2 separate regions of the Mus musculus genome follow, and region 2 is linked to region 1. The links are chromatin loops, found by intact Hi-C in ENCODE. Cell type or tissue: left cerebral cortex. All regions are shown on one strand. Each heading gives the region's core, and the rest is flanking DNA. Links, peaks and the distances in the headings are about the cores only.

Region 1 (12,884 bases), core at 3,260-7,259:
CTGCTCTTCCAGAGGTCCTGAGTTCAATTCCCAGCAACCACATGGTGGCCCACATTCATCTGTAATGGGATCTGATGTCCTCTTCTGGTGTGTCTGAAGACAGTGACAGTGTACACAAATACATAAAATAAATAAATCTTTAAAAAAAAAGAAGGAGGGGCTGGTGAGATGGCTCAGTGGGTAAGAACACCCGACTGCTCTTCCAAAGGTCCAGAGTTCAAGTCCCAGCAACCACATGGTGGCTCACAACCATCCGTGACGAGATCTGACGCCCTCTTCTGGAGTGTCTGGAGACAGCTACAGTGTACTTACATATAATAAATAAATAAATCTTTAAAAAAAATAAAATAAAAAATAAAAAAAAAGAAGTAAAGGGGCTGGAGAGATGGTTCAGTGGTTAAGAGCACCGACTGCTCTTCCAAAGGTCCTGAGTTCAAATCCCAGCAACCACATGGTGGCTCACAACCATCTGTAATGAGGTCTGACACCCTCTTCTGAAATGTCTGAAGACAGCTACAGTGTACTTACATATAATAAATACATAAATAAATCTTAAATTCCAGCACTTGCAAGGCAGAGGCAGGAGGATTTCTGAGTTTGAGGCCAGCCTGGTCTACAGAGTGAGTTCCAGGACAGCCAGGGCTACACAGAGAAATCCTGTCTCAAAAAACCAAATATATAAATAAATAAATAAATAAATAAATACATAAATAAAAGGTTAAAAAAAACCAAATAAATAAAAGAAGTTACCGTATCCTCAGGTTCCAGGTAGTTAGAATCCCACTGCTAGAGTACAGTATTTTGCTTATTATCTTTGGCTTTGCCTTTACACAGATGATCACACCAATTACTGGGAAAAGTAAAGACCAAATATATGATAGATAATGTTGTCAAAGCCCTTGACTTCAGGACTAATTGTTTCCCTTGGATGTATGTGTTGGGTCATGACAATTTGGCTATATAAGGAGGTAAAAGTTATTCCTGCCTTTATAACCATGTGAAGGATTGCCTAATGCACACCACTTTTTTGGTCCAAGACTTAATCATTAACAGAACTGTTTGCTTTCTACTGCCACTGTTGACTAAGACTAAAGTCTGAGGACTCTCTGCCTCCCCCTTCTATGTAGGAGTGGCAACAGTTAACAGGCCCGCTCCTTTGAGTGTTCACTGCTGTTCTGATGGCAACAGCTCAGAGAGTAGTGCTTTACGTTGGCATCGTAGAATGCACCTACTCTAATCAAATGCACAGGCACAGGCACAGAATGGTGAATAGGGGATTTCCCCTAAAACTTCACCCTGAAGACCCAGTTTGCTGTACACAAAAACTTAGTCAGGCTGATTAATCTTCCATCGCTTGTGCCTGAGAGGAATAGAATCTAAGTTTAAGGATCATTAAGAGAAACTTTTTTTTTTTTGAGACAGGGTTTCACTGTATAGCCTTGACTATCTTGGAACTCACTCACACTGTAGACTCAAAACTCACAGAGGTCTGCCTGCCTCTGCCTTCTGAGTGCTGGGATTAAAGATGTGTGCCACCACCGCTCAGCAAGGGAAACTTACTCTATTGTTTAGAATGCATGGAGCCTAACACAGATGGATTCCCTAGGTTGCTAACAAGTTGCTAGGTACACTGTTTGGAGAGGTTGTGTATGTGTGTTGTACACTCAGATGAGTGCTCTGGGCTGCCAAATGTATTATTAGGAGAGTGTGTGCATAGGCCAGGTTGAGTTCCAGGTGGCTAAACTATTCCTTAAGCTTGTTCATCTCAATTTCCCCCCAGAAACTTTTCTACTTGATTCCTTTTTTGTTTCTTTGGGGTTTTTTTTTAAGATTTATTTATTTATTATATGTAAGTACACTGTAGCTGTCTTCAGACACTCCAGAAGAGGGCGCCAGATCTCGTTACAGATAGCTGGACAAATGTTGCTGGGATTTGAACTCAGGACCTTCGGAAGAACAGTCAGTGCTCTTAACTGCTGAGCCAACTCTCCAGCCCACTGTTTGTTTGTTTGTTTGTTTGTTTGAGACAGAGTTTCTTTGTATAGCCCTGGCTGTCCCGGAATTCACTCTGTAGACCAAGCTGGCCTTGAATTCAGAAATCTGCCTACCTCTGCCTCCCAACTGCTGAGATTAAAGGCGTGCGCCACCACTGCTCCTCTCTCCTTGATTCCTTAGGTAGGAATCGAGAGTGGAAGGCAGAAGATCAGCCTTCTTGGCTTGTTCTACTTGTTCCAATAATTTTCATCCAGTAGAAAGAATCTCTGTGTACTATATGGAAGCATCACCTGTCAATAAAAGGCTGATTGACCAATGAGCTGAGTCAGGAACAAGGAGGTGGGAGTTCCAGTAGGGAGGGAGAAACTCTGGGATAGAGTCAGGTGCAAGAGGAGATTCGCCCTAACTCTCAGGAGACAGGCACATGAAACTGAGAAGAGGTAACCAGCCATGTGGATCTCACAGAATAGAATACACAGGTTAATTAAGTTATGAGCCCAGGGTTAGTTAAGGAATGAGCCAAAGCTTGTGGCTTAGGCATTCAGATATAATTAAGTCTCAGAGTCATTATTTCAGGAAGTGGTGTACTGGTAGAAAAGCCTGTGGTTACATCACCCTGGGTTTTGTAGGACATGCTAAGAAACATCTACTCACCCCTCAGGGTCACAATGACAAATCAAAGTTTGATTCCACCAAGGTACACTTGAGGGGAACCAATGAATAGGCTTGCTAATAGGACCAACAGAGCAATTGGTCCGGGATTAAAGGCAAGAGGATTGGTGACCTTAATGCTGATATGGAAAGATCTGTACCCTGCAGGGATGATGGTTAACCCATGGCCCCATAACTGGAGCTCCCCCTCTTGGTTCTTACATACCTAGATACTCTAGCCCCTCCTTCCAGGCTCCAAGGGAAGAACTGCATATAACTTGGTGGAAGGGTAGCTGGATACTCAGGTGAGGGTTCCATGGCTTTTCCCACCCCCTCCTTTATGAATGGTCAGTTTCGAGCAGGCCCAGATGAACTCCTGAAGATGGGAGCTCAGAGGATCATCCAGTACATTGTCGCTTCTTACTGAATAGGAGCATAAAGCTAAGTAGGGCAGAACTAATCTCTCTCATTCTGTCCGTAAAGCTGTTACATCTCCTGGGAGCTCACTAGAGAATGTGATCACTAATCTTGTTTGCCTGCTTGAATACATCTGAAATTAACTGGGACCCAAACTGCTAGGCACCCTTGTGAGGGATTTTCCTTAATCAGGTTATTTGAAACAGGAAGACCCACTCTAAATCAAGACCACACCTTCTAGTGGCAACCCAGATAAAAGAACGTGGAAGAAGAAAGCTTTGGTTTGCTTCCTGCTTGCCCTTACTCTTGCTGGCAAGTGCATCTGTGCTGTTTCTAGGGCTGGTGCTAAGTCCAACTTCTTTAGGATTCCAATGTAGACTGAATGCCAGCAGCTCTCTGGGACTCCACCAAGTACTTCAGAACCACACTGAGACTGCTGATCTGCTGATACAGCCAGCCTCATGGACTGAGGACTGAGTGAACTAGCAGACTTTGGCTTTTCCACAGTGAGAAAGACTTTGTAGGGCTACCTGGACTGTATCCTGTAAGGTACTCTAATAAAATGCACACACACACACACACACACACACACACACACACACACACACTCACACCCCATCCATATATATATTCTATCAATTCTATCTATCTATCTATCTATCTATCTATCTATCTATCTATCTATCTATCTCATTTTGTTTTATATCTATATATAAACTATTGAGCTTTGTTCCTTTGGAGAACCCTAACTGATAGAATATCCATGAAACTTCTTAGCTTGCTGATCCAGGACCAAGCAGATATTTCCCTGTCACCTGAGTCTCCTTTCTTTGTTGTTCCCAATGGCAGCTGCTGTTGAAGGACTCAGAAATAGATATATTGTTTAAGCTTATTGAGGAGAAGAGGTCCAAAGCCAGCAAGATAGTGAGGAAGAGGCACCTGAGGGAGAGGAGAGGCACCATCTAAAAGTTATCTATCGGGGGTGGGGAGGGTCTAGATGAATGGCTCAGTAGTTAAGAGCACTGGCTGCTCTTCCAGAGGACCCAGTTTAAATTCCCAGTACCCACAAGGCAGCTCACATTCACCTATAACTCCAGTATCAGTATATCTGATAACCTCTTCTAGAGATTCTGGGAACTTGGCACACAATTAGTACATAAACATATATGTAGGTGAGGCAGCCATACATATAAAGATTTTAAAAGAAAAAGGTTGACCTGGAGACAGCTCAGTGGTTAAGAGCAGTGGCTGTTCTTCCAGAGGTCTTGAGGTCAATTCCGAGCAACCACATGGTGGCTCACAACCATCTGTAATGGGGATCTGATGCCCTCTTCTGGTGTGTCTGAAGAGAAGGACAGTGTACTCACATACATAAAATAAATAAATCTTTTTTAAAAATTGTACAAAATTCTCAAAGGACTAATAAAAATATAAAAAATGTTAAAAAAGAAAAAAGTTCAGTTTCTTATTAAAAACATATGCTTTTCAATTTTCATTCTTGTGCTACGGATAAAACTGAGTGCATTGCATATGCTTACAAGTACTCTAACATTGTGCTATATATTCTAGCCCAAAGCTAGTGCTTTTTGACAGAAACCTGGACTTCTAAGTACCTTAAGAGTCTGAATCCTATTTCCATTTTCCATTTAAGCTGGCTTCCTTGGACAATACTTTGGCAGGATAATCTTATGCCTTTTTGCTATTGGCAGATGGATGTGGAAGTCTGTAAATTCCACTTGTCCTTCACTGACACCTAGAGGAACTCTTTGTTACTATTTGGTACAAATGGAAGTCCAGACTTCTAATAAGTCTCCATTGACACTGGGAGGGGAAAGAGTGTTTAGTTATTGCTCTCTGCATGGCCTCTTTTCACACGTGGGAAGTGGTCTTGTCAGTGAGGGATGGAATTCCGACTCAACTCTCTACTTGGCTTCAGCTTACACAGAGAAGGGTGTGTGTCTGTGTGACTCCTTACACTTAAGTGGGGGTGGAAAGAGGAGGCTAGAGAGAATGGAGGAGAGTATGCCCAAAGTACATTATAAACTTGCATGAAATATCTTTATGCAAGCTCCTCTCATCTACAATAAACAGTCAATAATGAACATACAATAAATTTGCTGAGCAATAGTGGCTCATGCCCTTAATCCCATCACTCAGAAGGCAGAGGCAGGCAGATCTCTGAGGCCAGCCTGGTCTACAGGGTAAATTCCAGGACAACTGGGACTACACAGAGAGACCCTGTCTTGAAAAACTAAGATAATAATTTTTTCTGCAAACTTTGTATCTTTTGAAATAAAATTTATTTCCAGCTATATGTATTACAAATTGTATTGCTTATACACTCTCTTGTGTTGTTGACGTTGTTGTTATAATTATTATCTTGAGACAAGGTCTCTCTCTGTAGTCCTGGGTGTCCTGAAACTCGCGATGTAGACCAGGCTAGTCTTGAACTCACAGCACTTGGAAGGCAGAGGCTGGCAGATCTCTGTGAGTTCGAGGTCAGCCTGGTGTAAAGAACGAGTTCCAAGACAGCCAAGGCTACATAAAGAAAGCACTGGTCTCAAAAACCCAAAAAGAGGCGGGGTGAGGGGGAGAAAGAAAGAAAGAAAAAGAATAAAGAAAGTTCCTAGACTTAGCACTATTAATAGTATTAATATTACATGTAATAGTGACATATATGTATGTATATATATGTATATATGTACACATATGTATTTATGTATATATGTATGTATGTATATAATGTATGTATGTAATATATATATATACATATATATATATATATATATATATATATATATATATATATAATAGTAATACTAGAATAGTACGTTCCTAGTTGTGTTAAATGTGGCTCCTTGTTGGAAGGAAAAGTGACTACTTATGTGTAGGTCTGTTTCTAACCTCCTTAAAAAACAAAAACAAAAACCGAGCCCCCTCTCCCCATCTTTGTAACAACATCACATCGCCGTTTATAATAATCTTGGCAACTGTAGCATTTATTTTTGCTTTTTGAAGCAGTGTCATGCAGCCTAGCCCAAAGGGGACCTTGTATTCCTGAGCTGCCTCCCTTCATTTCTCAAGTACTCGGATAACAGCCATATGCCATCAAACTCAGCTTTGCAGAGCAAGTTCAGTTTTTTCTGAAAACCGATGGAACCCAAACCACTACTTAGAATTTTCCTCCGGAAGATTTACGGTATAGGACTTAAGCAGACTGACGTCATTTAGACCGCAAAGGCTAAACTCTACCTCTGTTGGGCGCATCTTCAGAGCGCATGTGCTTCCCGAGTATTGTGATTGGACGGAACCAAGCTGCATTTCGTCAATTCCGAGGCGGGAGCATGAAGTTGATTGACCATGATCTCTCCGTCCTTTAGGTAAAGGCTAGGGATGTTGCAACCTCTTGGTGAGTGGAAATGAGGACGGTGTCCTGTCTAAAGCGGAGGCGCGGGGTACATCTGCTTTAAGTGACTGAGTGAGGCTGAGCACGTTCTGGGGAGGCTGTGGATCCTGATAGCTTCCGGTTCCCCGCGGCGCCCCACAGTGAAGGAAGCAGGGTTCAGGCACTCCGCCCCGGCACGCTCATCGCGGAGATCACCTGGTCTCTGTGTGTGCGTTTCAGGGTCTGGAGCCTAGAGCGCGCAAGGTCGCGTGTGCATAGCTACTGTGGCATGACCCCAGTGGCACTCCTGCCCGGGGATGGTTAGGAGATCTGGGTTTTCGGAAAGGGCGAGCAAGATTCTGACTTTGGAACATCCATGAGAACAGCTTTCTTAGATTAGACACTTCCAACCCTAACTGTGCCGGTTAGCAGGTGCAACTGTGGGTGGATGCCTTAAACATTCAGCGACCGTTTCTTCAGTTAAAACTTTAGAAATATGGCAGTAGTGAAGAGTAAATAAGTTTTTGCTTGCAAGGGCTTAGCTAGTGGCTACATGTACTCAACACATGGTACTCATACATTACTCTCAGTTCATTAGCCTTTAGTATAGTGATTTGAGAGTTAATACATACGCCTTTCCACACAAACACTTGCACTAGCTCTCAGGTGGGTATTTACTTTTGTTATTTTTCCTTTTTATGCGATATTTTATTAAATGTCTTTACAGGACAACAGCCAGCCTCCAGACACAGCTGCTAAGACCCTGTAGGCACTGACTGGGACATGTTAGTTGGCTCTGGCTTCCCACCTTTTTGTTCTGAGATGGTGGTGGTGGGCAGGATCTCATGTTTGGGATCCAGGATGCTCACATGGTCAAGCAGAGGGTTGAAGGGCTGACCTTAACACTTGGGTGCCAGGGCAGCATGATCTTTAGTGCCCAGCACATCCTGTCTGAGCAATACACAGTGCAGGCAATGTCAATACAGTAACTAAAAGAGTCTCCACTGTGCATATCCACAGCCTTCATTGGCCCTCTGTCCTTAGAGCTTCCCATAACCCACAGCCTTGGAAGCCCTTGGCCCCACTGTAGCTGTCTTTAGATACACCAGAAGAGGGCATCAGATCACATTACGGATGGTTGTGAGCCACCATGTGGTTGCTGGGAATTGAACTCAGGACCTTCGGAAGAGCAGTCAGTGCTCTTAACTAATGAGACATCTCTCCAGCCCCGTACTTACTACTTTTAGTGGAATTGCCTGTAAAGACTTTTCAGTCTTGTAACCCTGTAGGGGTAGTGGAAAGCTTTAGAGAAGTAGCAGGTGGCAAGGGACCCCTTAGTGATAAGGTTTGAATTAGGCATCAAGACCTACTTGTTTTAGAAGTGCAGGAAGGGAAACTAACTGGAGTACCCACCACTATCTGTCTATTGTAGATACCCACTTTCCTCATCACAGCAGAGTATGAAGTCAGTAGTAGTATCTCTACATTTCGGAAGAGTCCTGGAAGCTTAGCTGCAGCAAATTAATGAGGGGAGGCAGGCTTTTAGATACATTCCTCTATGCAAAAGCCATGCTCATCCAGGGAACCAAGATTGCCTTTGAGTTGGTCATTGTAAGAGAAATTATTGAAAGATTGTTACAAGTCCTGTGCACCCGCTTAGTATGGAGGCCCAGGTTCCTCCTCAAACCCTAGTGCCAGGCACTTGGGGGGGATGCTGGTAGTTGCAATTACTCCCCAGGCAGGAGGTCACAAGGTCAGGAGCTGGAGGCCAGACCCAGGTAGACTTACTTTTTTTTGGAAGATACAAAATGTCTATTCACTCTAGCTAGAGAGCAAGTTCATCCAAGTCTAGCTTGGTAAATGGGTGAGTTTATTAAGGTGACTGGGTGAGGAATTACATAGAAGAAACGTAATTCAAAGGCGTCTGCATCCCTGAAATGCCCGTCTCAGAATGGGAGCTACATTATTGGTTTCTGTTCACCTTGCAGGCAGCTCCACCACTGAACAGCCTTCTCTGTCAGCAATCATTTGCTCTCTGACCTCTCCTCAGCATGGTGTTTATTCATACAGCTGTCAGGACCGGCAGGCCTTGTTGAGTCTTGAAAGTTTTACGAACTTTCAGACTTAGAAATTTCTTATTTTATGAGCCGGGTGACCCTTCCTTGCTTGTTTAATTTTTCCTTTCCAACATTAAGAGTTCGTTTGGGATCATTTATTTTTATTCTAGTACATGGATTAGCAGGTTAAGTAGACTTTTCCTTATAGAGAACAGACTGTGAGAAACTACTTGCTATAGTGGAAAGAATCTTTGCTCAGTTTTTTGTTTTTTTTTGTTTTTTTTTTGTTTTTTTTCCCTGAGGGGGCTGGAGAGATGGCTCAGTGATTAAGGACACTGACTGCTCCTCCAGAGGACCCAGGTTCAAATTTTAGCACATAAATTTTGGCAGCACATAAGGATACCCCTAAGATCTCACACTCTCACATAGATATACATGTAGGCAAAATAAATGCACATAAAATAACGGTGAAAAGAAAAATTCTTTTCTGAGTTACATATTGATTAGGGATTTGGTAAGAATAGCAAAATAAAGTTACTATGTTCTAGTAACACATGTGTTACTAAGAGGAAAATGTACCAGCCTGGTCTACAAAGTGAGTTCCAGGACAGCCTGGGCTACACAGAGAAACCCTGTCTCGAAAAAACAAAACAAACAAAAAAAAAAAAAAAGAGGAAAATGTAGCTTAGTCCTATTTTCTTTTTCCCTCCCTGTTTCACAGTGTCATTATGGAGTCTAGGCTGGCATCAAACTCATCCCTCAGCTTTAGCCTTCACAGTGCTGGAACTGCAGGTGTGCACTGCTGTGACTGACAACTTTTGTTTTGTTTTTTTCCCAAGATAGGGTTTCTGTAGACCAGGCTGGTCTTGAACTCAGAGATCTCTGCCTCCCGTTTGTTGGGATTAAAGGCATGCACTGCTACCACCCAGCCGACAAGTTTTATTCTAATAGACCAAAAAAAAAAAAAAAAAAAAAAATTGAAGATGAGAAAAACGAAACAATGTGTCTAAATGAGAATAGCTAAGAGGGAAGCACAGCGGAGTTAGAGGAGTGTGTGGAAGAATGGAGGAGAGGCTCCACAGCGTGGGATGCTGGAGGGACACAGTGAAGGAACACGGCATAGAGCCTTTTTTTTTTTTTTAAAGATTTACTTATTTTATGTATATGAGTACTCTGTAGGTATCTTCAGACACACCAGAAGAGGGCATCAGATCACATTGCAGATGGTCGTGAGCCACCATGTGGTTGCTAGGAATTGAACTCAGGACCTCTGGAAGAGCAGTCAGTGCTCTTAACCACTGAGCCATCTCTCCAGCCCCCACAGCATATATCTTAAAGGTGCAAGTCTTGTCTTATCTGGGTGTCTTTGGCTAAGGACTGGGAGATCTTGTAGCTCTTAAATCCCAGGCTTGGAACTCTCCTGCCTTAAAGGACCTGATGGTGTTTACAGAAGAGTACAAGCTGGGTAAGTGAGTATGTGGTTGATTGTTCTCGCCTTTATAAGCTGGTCTGTTTCAGAGTCTTTTGGAAAATACAGTATACAGCCATATGCAGCTTAGCGGCGGTTGAATACAATGCTGTCATTGCGTAAACATTTGACTGTGTATTTGCACAAACCAGGATTGCTACAATGTCAGAAGACTGTAATCTTATGGGCCATCATCATTATGTATGCGGTTCATCATAGGCCAGAATGGCTGCTCCTAGTTATATTGTAAAGATGTGTTTCAAAGCTATAGTTACACAGGAGTTTGGGAAAGGAAGTTTGTGGTGTAATATACCCATTAGAGGACTATAACCTAAGCTCTAGTCTACTGGTGCATGGTTGTGGCTTGGGCATAATGATTTGAGGGTTGACAGGAGTGATGTTGACTTCAGTGCAGTGGCTTGGACAGTCCCAGTTGTTGTTGTTACTGTTGCTGTTGTTGTTACTGTTGCTGTTGTTGTTACTGTTGTTGTTGTTGTTACTGTTGCTGTTGTTGTTACTGTTGCTGTTGTTAGCCATTTTACCACAAAAGAGGCCAGCCTAAAATGACTAACTACATGAAGGGCTTTGAGTTGAGAGTAAGCTGAAACTCTGTCCAGGATAACCTCATTTAATTTAACTTGGAATGCGGTTGCTGCTTTTCTCTCTCTCTCTCTGTCTCTGATTTATTTATTTCATATATGTGAGTACACTGTTGCTGTCTTTAGACACACCAGAAGACAGAAGAGGGCATCAGATCCCCTTACAGATGGTTATAAGCCACCATCTGTGAGTCTTGGAACTCACTCTGTAGACCAGGCTGGCCTTGAACTCAGAATCTGCCTGCCTCTGCCTCCCAAGTGCTAGGATCAAAGGCTTGAGCCACCACTGCCCGGCCGGCCCACAGCAACTCTTATAAAAGGAAGTATTTAATTGGGGCTGGCTTACAGTGTTAGAGATCTAGTTCATTATCATCATGGCAGGGAGTAGTATGGTGGCAGCAGCAAGAGAGAGACTCTGGGCTTAGAATGGGCTTTTTGAAATCTCAGTTACACACACACACACACACACACGCCTGCCCCATGACATACTTCCTCCAACAAGGCCACACTTCCTAATCCTTTTAAATAGTACCACTCTGTGGTGACTAAGTATTCAGATCTGTGAGCCTGTGGCAGACATTCTCATTCAAACCACCACATTCTACTCTCTGGCTCCAATAAGCAGATCGCACACTTCCAACTTGCAAGGGCAAAGGATATACATTACTATTCCAAAAGGGAGAAAACAGCACAATGAGGAAGTACTGGATGAGAATAAGACCAAAAACTTCAAATTCTGTATCTCCCATGTTTGGTGTCAAAGTGCTCTTCAGATCTCCAGCTCCTTTCAGTTCTGTTGACTGCACTGTACTTATTTCTCTTGGGCTGGGTCCACTCCCTGCTAGCAGCTCCCCTGGGCAGGTGTACAGTGACCTGAGCATCTCCAACATCTTGGCATCTTTAATGCAATCCAGGCTTCAGCTTCAGAACTTCACACAGTAGCTTCTCTGGACCTCCATGCAGGGACACTTCTGACACACGCCTGGCCTCGGCAGCTTTCCTTAGCCTCGGAGGGAGATCCCATGATCCCTTCTTGGATTCTTGACTCTAAAGCCAGAAGAACCATGTGGCCAGCACTGCTACCTTCTGTTTGCTGGGACTGGAACTTGGCCTCTTTGTTCAAATACATTTTCACCAGCTTTCGGGGCTTGATGGTTTCTGTCACTGCTCAAGCTTTTCTTTAATTCCTTTTCATGGGGCTGGAGAGATGGCTCAGGGGTTAAGAGCACTATCTGCTCTGCTCTTCCAAGGTCCTGAGTGCAATTCCCAGCAACCACATGGTAGCTCACAGTCATCCATAGTGGAATCTGATGCTCTCTTCTGGTGTGTCTGAAGACAGCTACAGTGTACTTATATACATAAAATAGAAATTGCTGTAATTCCTTTTCATGAATTAGGAGCTCAGCTGGGTGGGATCTTGCCCTGAGGTTGCCACTCCCTTAGCGTCAGGCTTTTCTTTAAACGTTTTTATCTCCATCCCACTTCCTGGTGCTCCTTTTCTCCCCCAAGTGTACACTTTAATTTCTCCTTGCTCAGCTTGCTCCTTTTCATCATAGGTCTGCCTAAGGGTGACCCGCTATCAACCATGTGACACAGTCAATACTAGGTTGCCTTGAAATCTCCTCTGCCAGTGCTATTAACCAAAAACTCCTCAGTTCTGCTTCAGCCAGACTTTTTGGACAAGGGCAGAGCTGCTACATCATTTGACACCAAAGTGTCACAAGACCAGGTGTCTAGGCCACTTAGTAATAGTCTTCTCCTCTGAAGCCTACATTGCTGCCAGGCCCATTATCTTCCACGCGTCTACTACTTGCATGACTCATGAGCCGACTTAATAAAAGTATTCAACTGCTTTCCTAACTCAAGTTCCACATTCCGCCAAGAAGCAGCACGGTCAGGCCTGTCACAGAAGTAACCCGCTTTCTTTTTCGTTATGCTCTTCCATTGCTGTGAAGAGACACCGTGACACACCAACTCGTATGGAAGAAAGCACTTAATGGGGGTTTGCTTATAGTCAGAGGCTTGGTCCATTGTCATCATGGCGGGAAGCATAGTGGTATACAGGCAGACATGCTGGAGAAGGAATTCAGAGCTCTACATCTGCAGGAGCAGGAAGAGAGAGACTTGGGGCTTGGAATGGGCTTTTTGCAACCTCAAAGTCCACCGTCAGTGACACACTTCCTCCAACAAGGCCGTACTCCTAATCCTTTCAAATAGGAGTCATGACCAGCTATTCAAATCTGTGAGCCTATTGGGGGCCATTTTCATTCAAACTGCCGCAGATGGCTTTGCCCTTCTGGCTTTTTTGCATG
Region 2 (12,884 bases), core at 3,930-7,929, 260 kb after region 1:
GTCCAAATCACCACCTGTGTAGCGAAGGACTCTTCCTTCCAGCTTCTCCCAGGTCGGCCCGTCAGAGACACAGGATGTAGGCTGTCTTCCAAGTTCGTGACCTCCTGTTATCTCAGAATGTTAACTCAGTGTTTGGAGTATCTAAAGAGGTGGTTAAGGCGAAGTGAGATCAGATGAGGAAATTAGGATGCAGGCATAGAGGGATGACAGAGGATACCACAGATGCTATCTGTAAGCTCTTTCCCAGAGGCCCAGCTAGGTTGCTGGGGGGATATTATTAGTCATGTTCTTGCCACTTACGGGGTAGAGGGGGAAAATGTTCCCACTTGAGAAACACCACTTTATATCAAAATTCCTGCTCATGATGTGTCTATGAGTTACCAGCTATGACCCACAGAGGAACCTCAGAGTATCCCTCTGAGCTCAGCTGACCTGGAGCCACTGTCTAGGGCATGGGGGTGGGAAGGGCCAGCACAGGTGTGCCAAGTTCCATGTTCTTAACGAAGCTGATCTGGGAGAAGGGGGTGGAGAGTTTACTCTATTTGCAAAAACAAACAAACAAACAAACAAACCAGAAACCAAGCCACCGTTTCTTGATTGTGACTTTCTCAGGAACACCATATTGGCACTTCAACATTACCACTCATGTGATAAGCAAACAGGCCTCATTTTCAGAATCAAGTAAGGTCAGAGGAAACCTGTTGGGGTCAGCTGCAAAACTGTCACCAAAGTATACAAGCCCTCCTCCCTGTGAGTGTCCCATCATGCACAAAGGACTTTGCAGGTGTTACCAAATGCTACTTACTGGTCTTCAGATAGGGGTGACTAAGTGAGTTCCGGGGTCAGCTAACTACCATCAAAGGTGTTTTTCTAAGATGGAGACAGCGGATGTTTTAGTACCATGTAGAGGAAGGTGAGAAAATGACTACAAGCCTCGCTCCAAGGAAGGAAAGCAACCTCCAGCAACACAGAAAACAAGGCCTGGACTCTGCACAGACCCTCCGGAGAGACGTGGTTTGAACAGGTTGGTTTCAGCCAGCAGACTTTGGACAGTTAGCCTCTGGTACTTCAAGACAATACGTGTGTGTGTGTGTGTGTGTGTGTGTGTGTGTGTTGGTCTTAGGGTCTTACTGCTGTGAACAGACTTCATGACCAAGGCAACTCTTTTATTTATTTATTTATTTATTTATTTATTTATTTATTTATTTACTATCCAAGGCAACTCTTATATGGGCAACATTTAATTGGGGCTAACTAACAGGTTCAGAGTTCAGTCCATTATCATCAAGGTGGGAGCATGGCAGCATTCAAGCAAGTATGGTGCAGGAGGAGCTGAGAGTTCTACATCTTCATCTGATGGCTGCTAGGAGAAGATGATGGCTTCCAGGTGGCTAGGATGAGGGTCTTAATGCCCACGCCCACAGTGACCACTTCCTCCAACAAGGCCACACCCACTCCAATAAGGCCATATCTCCTAATAGTGCCACTTCTTGGGCCTAGTATATACAAACCATCACAGAGTGACTGTGTGTGTGTGTGTGTGTGTGTGTGTGTTTAAAAAAAGATTGTAAGCTAGGTATGGATGATTCCTGCCTATAATCTCAGCACTTGGGAGACTGAGACTGGGACAAGAGGATTGTCATGAATTCAAGACTAGCCTGGGCTACCTAGTGAGTTCAGGCCAGCCTGGGCTTTAGAGTAAGACTCAGTCTCACTTTTTTTTTATTAGTATATTTTCCCTCAGGCAACATGATAGATTTTCTGACAGCGCCTTCACTCAGATACATCATGTGCTGTGACTACATATTGTCTTTCTGCTTGGCCCATGTGGGAGAGAAAATATACTACATTTGTTTTTCTGTTTTACTCACTATGATGCTGTCCAGTCCGGTTCTCTTTTCCTGGATGTTCCTTCCCCCTCCATGGATACAAATCCCATCAAAATGCATCCTGTATTCTCGTGTACCCGCTTGCCTGTTGATGAGGACATTGACTGATTGTATAACATGGCTATTGGGAAGACTGGCAATAAATCGCTTCCCCTGGAGCATGCTGTCTTAGATTCCACCCAGATTCCCAGTGTCACCTTTTCCCTAATCACCCTGCACCTGGGTTGTGACTATTCAAGGATATCCTGATGACCAATGTACACACTTCCCTGTCTGCTATAGGAGCTTTAAAAATGTTACATGGGTTACCCTCTACTTCCATATTATAAATATTGTCTCTCAGTTTCTTACCACCTTAGCAGTGAATAGTTAACCTGCTCTGTGGTTCCCAGCAGGTGATAGAGCTTCTAGCCACTCACCAAAATTCTCTGGACTTGAGAATGAAATACACTAGCCCAGTGGTGGTGGCGCACGCCCTTAATCCACACACGTTGGCTTAGTTTCGATATGCCTTGACTAGTTTAATGGAAGGGCATTTCCAAACCTCCCTAAGGCTAGCACACACTCCCCTGCAGTATTCCTTAGTTAACACTTTATCAATCTAGATTTTATCTTTGTTGCCCCTGACCCAAGGAGGGGGAGTTGCCCCTGGAGCATGTTGACGGGCTCTTAATTCTGATCTCTGTGCTTCTCTGTCATGACCCAGTTCATCCTACGCCCCTCTCATGGCTGACTCCCTTCTTCTTCCCCACTGCATTTCTTGCCTGGGAATCCTAACAATTCTGCCTCTTTCACCCTGTCAAGCTATTGGCCACTGGCTTTTTATTGATCAACCAAAAACCAACTGGAGACTGAGACCCTTGGCCTCTGGACACACTTTCCCATGTGATTTTGGGAGCCAAATTAAGACAAAGCATTAGAACCAATCCCCAACATTCCACCTTTTATTTTGAGATAAGGTCTCAAAGTAGCCCAGGCTAGCCTTGAGCTCTCCACAGCTTAGGTTGGCCTCAGATCCATAGACTCTTGCCCCAGCTTCCTAAGTAGCAGGGATTAAATAAAAAAAAAAAATCTGTGCCTCATTAGATGTAGCGTGGCACTCTTTTAATCCCAGCACTTGGAAAATAGAGGCTGGTGTATCTATGAGCTTGAAGTCAATCTGCTCTACATAGCAAATTCTAGACCCACTAGAGCTACAAGGTGAGACCCTATCTCAGAAACAAAACAAAACAAAACAAAGCAAAACAAAAAACAAAACCACCCTGTGGCACCAGGCCCTGTATGATAGTTTATTGTAATTGCCATCTGGAATCAGCTGAGCATCTTGGCTGTGGGCTTTCAGGAAAGATTGCCTTAGGGATGCAGGAGCTCCTTCCATAAACTAGGCAGCATCATCTGGCAATGACCCAGACGTGAAGAGGTCAGGAGAGTGATGCTGCTTGCTTACCGGTCTTACAAGCGAGAGCATCTCTCATTATTGATGCCACCAGCAAAGAGCTCTGCTTCTTTGTCCTTCCAATGTAGACTGAAGAACATTTGGGGTCCTCTAGGCCTCCATTGCCAGTCTCATGGGTATGAAATACACACACACACACACACACACACACACACACACACACACACGTCAGCTTAGTTTCAATATGCCTTGACTAGTTCAATGGCTAGGCACTTCCAGCCCATACCATGGAGGTCACATAATAAATTCTCAGAGCACTCTTAGGGAAGGCATGCACATGTCTATGAGAAGTCTGATCACCCTGAGGCTATCAGGTAACATGGACTCTGATCACAGTTTTTCCAAGCCGTGAGTCTAGGCACCTGGGTCCTGTGAAACCAGAGGCCACTTTGTGTCTCTAGTAGGACCAGAGGGACTTGGGATTCCCAAAGTATCCATGGCGTGGCAAGGCACTCAGGTCTACAGAGAGACACACAGGTATTGCCCTGGGTGACTTGTTCCCCAGAAACATCGACATTAAGTATCAAGTCCGCTAAAGGACATGGGAGAGAACCACACAACAACCTTCAGAACCTCCAGGGGTACGCCCGGGGGCGGTGCTGCTCAGGCAGTTCTAACATTAGTTCCTTCCACAGTGGCTGAGCACTGAGCTCCCATCCTCCCAACAGTGCGTACGTATTCCTTCCCAAAGTCGGCTCTGTTTTCCAGACAAACACGGCAAGGCACCTTGAAAGATGTGCTGACCGGTCCTGTCTGTCAGGCTCTTGTTTACTTGGTACTTTTGGTTGTGCTTCCTGTATGGATTTCACGCTCATTTTGTAATTCAATGTGCCACTCACATGGGATGCAGATGACCTGTGACGATTCATGGGTAAATATCCCATTTATTAGGATGCAACAAGGGACAATCCTTCTAAGCGAGACGAGTCTGTTAATCCTACTGATCACTAGTGGCTTTAGAATCCGTCCCAGCCAGATGCGAGATCCAACTCACGAGTGACTCACAAAGGTGAGGGCTTTAGAAAGCCAGTGAGTTGGCGAGTGTGGCCATTTGCTAATTGGAAAGTCAACTGCTCAGCACAGCATATGTCTCCTGGCATGCTGAGCATCATAGAGCCAACTGCTCAGCACAGCACACTTCTCTCCAGAACCCAGCTGAGATGACAGCTCATTTATTCTTGTTATCAAAGTCACCATCAGCAAGAGTCAGATGCAAATCACCACAAGCTTAGAGGTGGTTTGATCTCTTTGTGTACATGAGACAGACGGCTGTCGGTCTCATGTACAGTATTTTGGAGCAACGAAGCATGTGTCATCCTATCACTTCTCCTGATATTGTTCCATTTGTCATTTTCTTTTCCTCCTGGAGACTCTTATGACATGGGAGAAAACTGTGGTTTCTTGCATGACTAGGTCTATATACCAGTGGACCTGGCTGGGCCTGAAGCAGCAGAGCAGTTAGCTCTGGGGCCCGACATCCCAGCACCCATCTCTGCTTCTGCTTCTTTTACTAACAAGGAAGGGCAGAAGTGAGACTCCCAGTTTCAACTTCCTGCATCAAGAAGGGGCACTTCAGGGTGTCCTGGGGATGGATACAGACTCTGGCTTAAGTGGAGGTGCTGCTCCAGGCTCCCCTGCTGTGGCTGCAGCTCTTTGGCAGCTTCAGTTTCTTTTGTACTTGGTGCCCTTGGCGGTGTTTGGGTGTGCTGGGAACGTGGTCCCCAGTGCAACAGCACTGAGTTTTCATTCACCGACTTCGCATACTGTGTGAGTGCCAACTGGGTGTGTCTTAGGACTTGGGGGAAACTGCAGCATGGCAGACAACCCCCTGAATGCTCTTTTGTGACAGGCTGACAAGTGCTCTCCATGACTCAGTGACACCGTTTGTAATACAAAACAAAACTGCATCAGCTTAATATAAAATCTAGAATGTGAGTCTCACAGATGCTAGCACTGTGTCCCAGCATGCCTACTTCACTGCAGGGCACCAATCACAGCTGCTAGCATTCTGTCCCAGCATGCCCCACTGCACACTGCAGGGCACCAATCACAGCTGCTAGCATTCTGTCCCAGCATGCCCCACTGCAGGGTACCAATCACAGATGCTAGCATTCTATCCCAGTATGCCCTACTGCAGGGCACCAACACACTTAGAGTTAGATGGGGCTTGGAGGGGGCGGTCGGGAGGGGAGGTACAGCAAGACAAAGGGAGATACTTTATATTTTGTACAGTTAATAAATTGGACAGACTATCTGTCTTATTTTCAAGTTGGTAAATGTAAGATTGCCAGAATTTAATTTACTGTAAGATTGCCAGAAGTGTAAGATTGGCTGTGTTCTGGTGAGGTGAATACAATCAGTTCTACTGATAAGTGAGGGATTTTAGTATTCTATAAAAAATTGTATTGAAGTTTGGTATTTAATTTAGATTAGCATTTCCTTTTGCAGTTAAAATACAGTTCAGACCCTTGCATTCTGGCTGTGGGAAATCAGCACTGCTTTGTGTATCTCGCCACCTGCTGGCCGCATTCATTCCCTTCAGAGACCTGATTTGGAAGAGGGATTAGAAAATCACTTTAAATCCTCTTTTTTTTTTTTCCCCCCCTCCAGAGATTTTATTCATAAGTAAGTTATTTCATGTGATTAACTCTCTTTCTCTCCCTGGGGGGAGGGGAGAGCTATAGAAGGCTGCAGGAACAGAGTGTAAAATGTGCATTAGTAATCTGCCAGGCCAGGCCAGGCTGGGAGGGAGAGGCAGACGGAAGGCTGGCTGCTGGGTCCTGCCGTGTGGGTTCAGCAGTGTAGCTCCCAATCTCAGATCCATTCGTGAAGTTCCTACACGGTGCCATAGCCCACATCTAGCTGGGACACCGGAGCTGGGAAGGAGTTTCCAGACCAGCTCTGAGAAACATGCTTGAGTTGGAAGAGGAGAATGGTCTGAAGTTGCATCCATTCCACTGTATTTAAAGGAATGAGTAGGTTAGAGATTTTATATTTTAAAAATGTCTCATTTTTCCCAAAGAACAAGATAGGAGGGTGAGTTGAACCCAAGAGTTTGAGACCAACCTGGGCAACATTGTGAGACCTTATTCTTGTTTGTTTGGTTAATTTGGTTTGGTTTGAGAAAGGGTCTCTGGCTGGCCTAAAACTGCCCTATAGAGCAGGCTGGCCTCAAACTCATAGATCTGCTTGTCTTTACCTCTTGAGTGCTGGCATTAAAGGTGTGCACCACCATATTCAGCATAAAAAACAAAACAATAACAACAAACCTTTTTTAAAAGAATCTTTTAACTAAAATATAGCCAGGGTTCAAATCACATTACATGTCTCCTAGTGGCACCTAATCTAGAATGCTCAGGGTTTAGACTCCAGGAGAGATTGATTGCCTGAAATACAGAAGAGAAAGGAAATGATTTTTGGCAGAACCGACAGATGCTAAAATCATGCAATGTTAAAACAGAAGTGTGAGGCTGAACTTTGGCTCAGCGTTTAGAGCACGTGTCACTCTTGACGAGGACGAGGCTTTAACACTCAGCACTCACGTGGCAGCCCACAGCCACCTGATACTCCAGTTCCAGGACATTCAACGCCCTCTTCTGACCTCTGAGTACCAGGCACAAGTGTGGTGCATAGACATGCATGCAGGCAAAACATTCAGACTCATGAAATAAAATAAATCTAAGGTAATTTAAGAAGCTGTAATGCTAAATGATGACACAGAATTATAATGCTAATTAAGGAAGCCATCGGTGTGTGCATATGAACACCAAAAATTAAAATCTCACAGATTTAGTTGTATCATCTTTGGTTACTTCATTAATACTAAGCTATGAAATAATTATTAAAATATATAAGTTTTATCTTGCTAGGGTAAAAGTTAGAAATTTTAAGCAAAAATTTAAATTCCAATAGAAGAATATTATATTATTACTAACATGCTAGCATGTGATAAACTATTTTATCTAAAAGACATATTTGATGGGGCTGGAAAGATGGATCAGTACTAGCTGCTCTTGCAGAGGACCCAGGCTCTGTCCCCAGCACCCACAAGGTGGCTCACAACTGCCTGTAACTCCAGCTCCAAGAAATCTGATGATGACACCTCCAAGAATGCCTGCACGCACATGGTGCACATACAACCAGGTACATATCTACACATAAATACAAAACTTAAAAACATGCTAATGAAAGCCAGGTGGTGGTGGCACACACCTTTAATCCCAGTGCTGGGGAGACAGAAGCAGGTGGAACTCTAAATTCAAGGCCAATCTGGTCTTCAGAGTGAGTTTCCGGACAACTAGGGCTACACAGAGAAATAGGAAGGAAGGAAGGGAGGGAGGGAGGGAGGGAGGGAGGGAGGGAGGGAGGGAGGGAGGGAGGAAGGAAAGAAGGAAGGAAGGAAAAGTCAGAGAGATCTCAAATGAATAGCTTATTGATATACCTGAGGGCCCTGGAAAAAAGAACAAGAAAAACCCAAATCAGTAAATGGGGAGAAAAAAAAGCTTTAAGATAGGGGAATAAATTAATGAAGTAGAACCAAACCAATACAAAAAAAATCAATGAAACAAAGAGTTGGCTCTTCAGAAAGATAAACAATATTAACAAAACTAACCAAAATAAAGAGAGAGAAGACCCAAATTAAGAAAATAAGAGATGAAAAGAAGCCATTACAACAGATACCAATGAAGTTCAGAAAACCATTGGGTATTACCTGGACAACACATGCCACTAAATTGATAAATCTAAAAGAAATGAATGAATTTCTAGACATGAATGACCTGCTGAAATTAAATTAAGGGGGCATAAACAAATCATCCCCTACTATAACAAGCAGTGTGGTTTATGCAGCAATTAAAAATCTCCTAACTAAAAAAGTCCAGTCTCTGAGAGATTCACTGGTGATTTTTACTAGTAATTCAAAGAAGAACCAAACCAATGCTTCTCAAACTATTCCATAAAATAGAAAAAGAAACATTGCCAAACTTCTCATGAAACTTGCATACCCTGATACCAAAAGCAGATAAAGATGAAACAATGAAAGAAAGTGACAGACCAGTTTCACTGATGAATTAGACTAAAAGAGGCTAAAGAAAATGTTTGCAAACTGAATCCAATAACACATGAAAAGAATTGCCAGGATAAAGCTGAACTTATATCAGAGGCTCAGGAGTGCTCTCATACCTGTAAATGAGTAACTATTATACACAGGTGGTCTCAAGGACATAAATCACATCACATGGTCATCCCAACAGATTCAGAAAGGCCTCTTTACAAAATCCATTATCCCTTCATGGTGAAAAGCTTGAAGAAATGCAGAATAGAAGTAATATATTTCAACATAATAAAGCTATATATGACAAACCCACAGCCTGCATTATACTAAGTGAAAAAAATACCCTCAAATCATTTCACTAAAATCAGGAGCAAAACATGGGTGTCCTTATCCCTACTCTTAATCAATACAGAACTTAAAATTCTAGTCTTAGCTAGAGCAGTAAGATAAGTGGAGTAAATAAAACATGGAAAAATTGGAAAAGAGGGAGTCAGACTAACTCTATTTGCAGATAATAAAAGAGACCCTGAAGACTCTGGAAGAGAACCCTTAGAGCTGTGTGAAAGTAACTTTTATTTGCCAGATGTGATTGTCATCTTACTGCTTACTGCTAAATAAGCTTACCTTTTCTTGTTCTTTCTGAAGTCTGGCTGGCTGGTTCAATTCAGCTGTTCTGACCTAAACTCCTTTCAATGCTGACTAATTCAAACTGACTTTTCTTGGCTTCTCACTGAATTGCTCTCTTGGCCTTAAAACAACTCTGGCAATCTTTTCTAATATTTTGGCAAGCTTCACCAGAAACCTGTCTCTGTAAAACTGTCCCAGTAAATCCCTCTCCCTCTCCCTCTCCCTCTCCCTCTCCCTCTCCCTCTCCCTCTCCCTCTCCCTCTCCCTCTCCCTCTCCCTCTCTCTCTCTCCTGCTTTCTTAAGTCAATTCTCTTTCCTGTCTGTTATCCTGAGGGTTGGGCCTATCCTATCTCTGGCTCAAATCTTTCTCTGATTCGTCACTTTGTCTGCCCCTCAATTAGATGTCACTTTCAAGCATGACTGCTTCCTTCTACAAATTAACTTTATCTTCATTGTTTGGGATTAAAGGGATGTACTAAGGGCATGTCTGTATTCCAGCCAGGAATTAAGGATGTGTCATTCCAGCAGACCTAGAAGGTCTTTGGATGTGATCCCTTGCCTGAGCAGTCATGATGCTGGATTAAAATTCTTCTACAGAGCTGATAAACATCTTCATTAAAGTGCCAGGATACAAAACTAATACAAAAATGTAAACATATTAATGACAAACATACTGAAAAAGAAACCAGATGGACAATCTCAGTCACAATGACTTCAACAACACTTTGGAATAACATAACCAAGGATGCAAAAGACCTCTACAATGAAAGCTGTAAAACACTGAAGAAAGAAATCAAGGGGTACATCAAAAGATGAAAAGATTTTCCATGGACATGAATTAAAGAAATCAATAGTTTGAAAATGAATGCTTCACTAAATGCAATTCCAATCAGAATACCAGTGACGTTCCTCACAGAAATAGAAAAAAACGTAGACTTGTATTTTTCACAACCTACTTTAATAAGGATTCTTAAATGCTTCAACTTCTCTTCTAGCCCATCACCACCAGAGGTAGCAGAAAAGAAAGGTTTTAGGATATGGGGCATATGGATCTGTTTAGAAATAGTTCCTTGGGGGCAATTCCAGTCTTCAGTGTTCTTAGTTCAGTCCACTAGCAAAACACCAAACATGAATCAGCAGCAGCAACTTGATCCAGAATAAAACACGAGGCTTCACAGGTTTGGCGCTAGTCTGTGGAAGTGGCAAAAAGCTGCTGGAATATCACAAGAAGTTCTTTGGTGAGTTACTCTCTATGAAGTCGCTACAAGAGAAGATCAGCAACGCCATGTAAGGTGAACCAATACAAGTCGATCGTCAGCAAAGACCACCGAGATAGAGCAAGGCAAACCAATGCATGAGGCTCCCCACTGCCTGTGGTCACACTTAAATTCTTTCTAAACATCACAATCCTCTCACCTGTGTCTGCCTCAGTGAAACATCCTATGACATAACTGAATTTCCATAGAAACCAGACATTTCCACTTCAGAGAAAATCTTAAAATTCATATGGAAGCACAAGACAATGATGATACTGAGCAAAAGGAACACTACTGGAGATGTCAATATATCTGATTCACATAATACTACAGAGCCATCATTAAGCAAACAGCATGGTATTGGTACAAAAACAAACTCATAGGTCAGTGGGATAGAATAGAGGACTCAAGGCCATTCAAGCGCAGCCAGTTGTTTTTGATAAAGATGCTGAAACACAGAGTAGAGTGAAGCTAGCAGCATCTTCAGAAAAGGAGGGTGGGAAAACTAGATAGATACACTAAGAGCAACGAAGCCAAACATGCATCTTTCACCCAACCTAAAAATAAACTACAAATGGGTCAAATATAAGACCTCAATATAAGATCTGGAACTCCGAAACTGCTAGAGGTGGTGTAGGGAGAGCTCTTCAAGATGCAAGCACAGGAATGGTCTTTGTGAATAGACTGATCATTCAGAAAACCTGTAATCAACAAACGGGACCTCACAACAAGAAAACTCAGTGGAATAAAGAGGCAGACAACAAAGTGGATTAAAACTCTTCGCTAGATATACATCCCACAGAGAACTAATATATAGAATATGTAAACAATTCAATAAAAGGAAACAATCCAATTAAAAATATAGACCATGGAACAAAATAGAGAGTTCTCAAGAGAAGAAATGCAAGTGGCTAGTATTTTTAAAATGTGTTTGACATCATTAGCCATTAGGGAAATGCAAATTATCATTACTCTGAACTTCTGTCCCAGCCAAGAACAAAGCACACAGATGCTGGTGAGGATGTGGAGAAGGAGACACACATCCACTCCTGGTGTCAGCTATGGAAGTCAGTGTGAAAGCTTCTCAAAAAGCAGGACGATTCTACACCTCAGCTACACCCGTCCTGGGCATGCGCTCAGAAAAGACTTCATATTCTCCCACAGGGACACACGCATGCCCATGCTCATTGCTGCTTTATTCAGAATGGCAAGGGAACGGATTCAGCCTAGAAATCCACCAAGGGATGAACGGATAATGAAAACGTGGTACATACGCACAACAGGATTTTGTTCAGCTGTGAAGAAAAATGAAATTGCATAATTTGCAGGAAAATGTATGAGACTGGAAAGGGGAGGGGGGGTGGATAAACCAGATGCAGAAAGTCAAATTCCTCATGTTCCCTCTCAAATGTAGATATTAGCTTCAAAGCTTTGCTTCCCCTACCTTTTAATTTAGTGTGTCTGTAGAGATTAGAAACTAGAAAGGGGTCATAAGAGAGATGGAAGAAGAGGCCTTACAGGGTGAGGGGATAGTAGACCACGTATGCTATGAAACTGAGGATGTGGGATTCTAGGGGTTTAAATTCTAAGTGTGGGTTTGGACATGATGGGGCAGAGTCGTGGGTTAACCCAAACTGGGAGGATGTAAAACCTTTATGGGAACGCACTATTTTATAATCTCATCTTAATAGATGCTTTTTAGTAGGAGCTTGAACAAAGGCAGCCTGAGTGGGTGGAGAATGCTTCTCCTAGATGTCAGGTATGGAGATGCCTTAGGGACCCCCAAAACAAAATAAGCTGCTGCCAATGCTCTTGGCTTTCCTAAATAGGAGAATGGTAGAGCCTATTGCTGAAGACACAACAGTTGCAGAACATAGAGAAGTCAAATTTTTCTCCTTGCTGGATGGTTTTCATATGGCTAGTAGGAGCTATGTAGGAATCTGGTGAAGAAAAATCAATAGTATTGACTGTGAACCTTGAGTGCTACAGTACTGACCTGCCAAGCAAACTGTGCCCAGTGCTGCAGTAACAGCGTGAAAGCTACAGGGGTGACCAACCACTGCTTTATTGGCTTTGAGGCCTGCTTCACAAAAAGGAATTCCTGCCTAGTATTGTAAGTGTGGTGAAACCCCACAGTTTTGGGGGCTTATGGGCTACAGGGGAGAAATTGTTACAGCTATTCTGCTAACTGGACATGCCAAATTGCCTTTAAATATTTATGTTTATACTCATGAATTAAGGCTGCTCTAACCTTGGCCAGAGAAGCCTCCTTCTGGAGCAGGCAGCAGGCAGTGCAGAGACTTGTGACTGTCAAAGTGCCGGGGATAAGTGACTGTGTGTGCTATGCTTTAAATGGGACATCTACATCAACAGCCATGCAACTAAAGCAATATTGCAGAAGACGGAGCAGAGAAAAGGTAAGAGCTGGAGGGTGGAGAGGGGAGCTATGAAACACTGTGCTCTGGACATGGCATGGGTTTTGTGCTCATGAACTTGTACCTACTTAAGACCTGGTCAAGATCAAGGTGACACAATTAGTCAATATTCCAGCAGGCAGCACTAACTGAACACTGTGGATTTCAACAAAAGGTCATGAAGGTGGG

Evidence for each region. A loop is a pair of places that touch in the nucleus more often than their neighbours do. Peaks named below come from ENCODE experiments on the same cell type or tissue, not always from the same donor. Only the 100,000 strongest peaks of a DNase experiment are listed, where the experiment ranks them.
Region 2: a loop joins it to region 1, with 2.3 times the contacts of the local background. A loop is called at or near these places in 2 of 42 quality-filtered maps.

What each region holds. Positions count from the first base shown.
Region 1 is chr11:60,824,289-60,837,172 of GRCm38, forward strand. Dhrs7b (dehydrogenase/reductase (SDR family) member 7B) reads left to right here and starts at 6,343. Exons shown (of 7, transcript NM_145428.2): 1 at 6,343-6,443. The coding sequence starts at 6,424. In left cerebral cortex, for the core only: a CTCF peak has its summit at 4,810; DNase peaks (open chromatin) are centred at 5,543 and 6,338; H3K4me3 peaks cover 1,388 bases; H3K27ac peaks cover 1,280 bases.
Region 2 is chr11:61,085,976-61,098,859 of GRCm38, forward strand. No RefSeq gene overlaps it. Among named protein-coding and RNA genes, the nearest start is that of Tnfrsf13b, 34 kb to the right of the region's middle. In left cerebral cortex, for the core only: a CTCF peak has its summit at 5,854 (motif pointing left); a DNase peak (open chromatin) is centred at 5,860.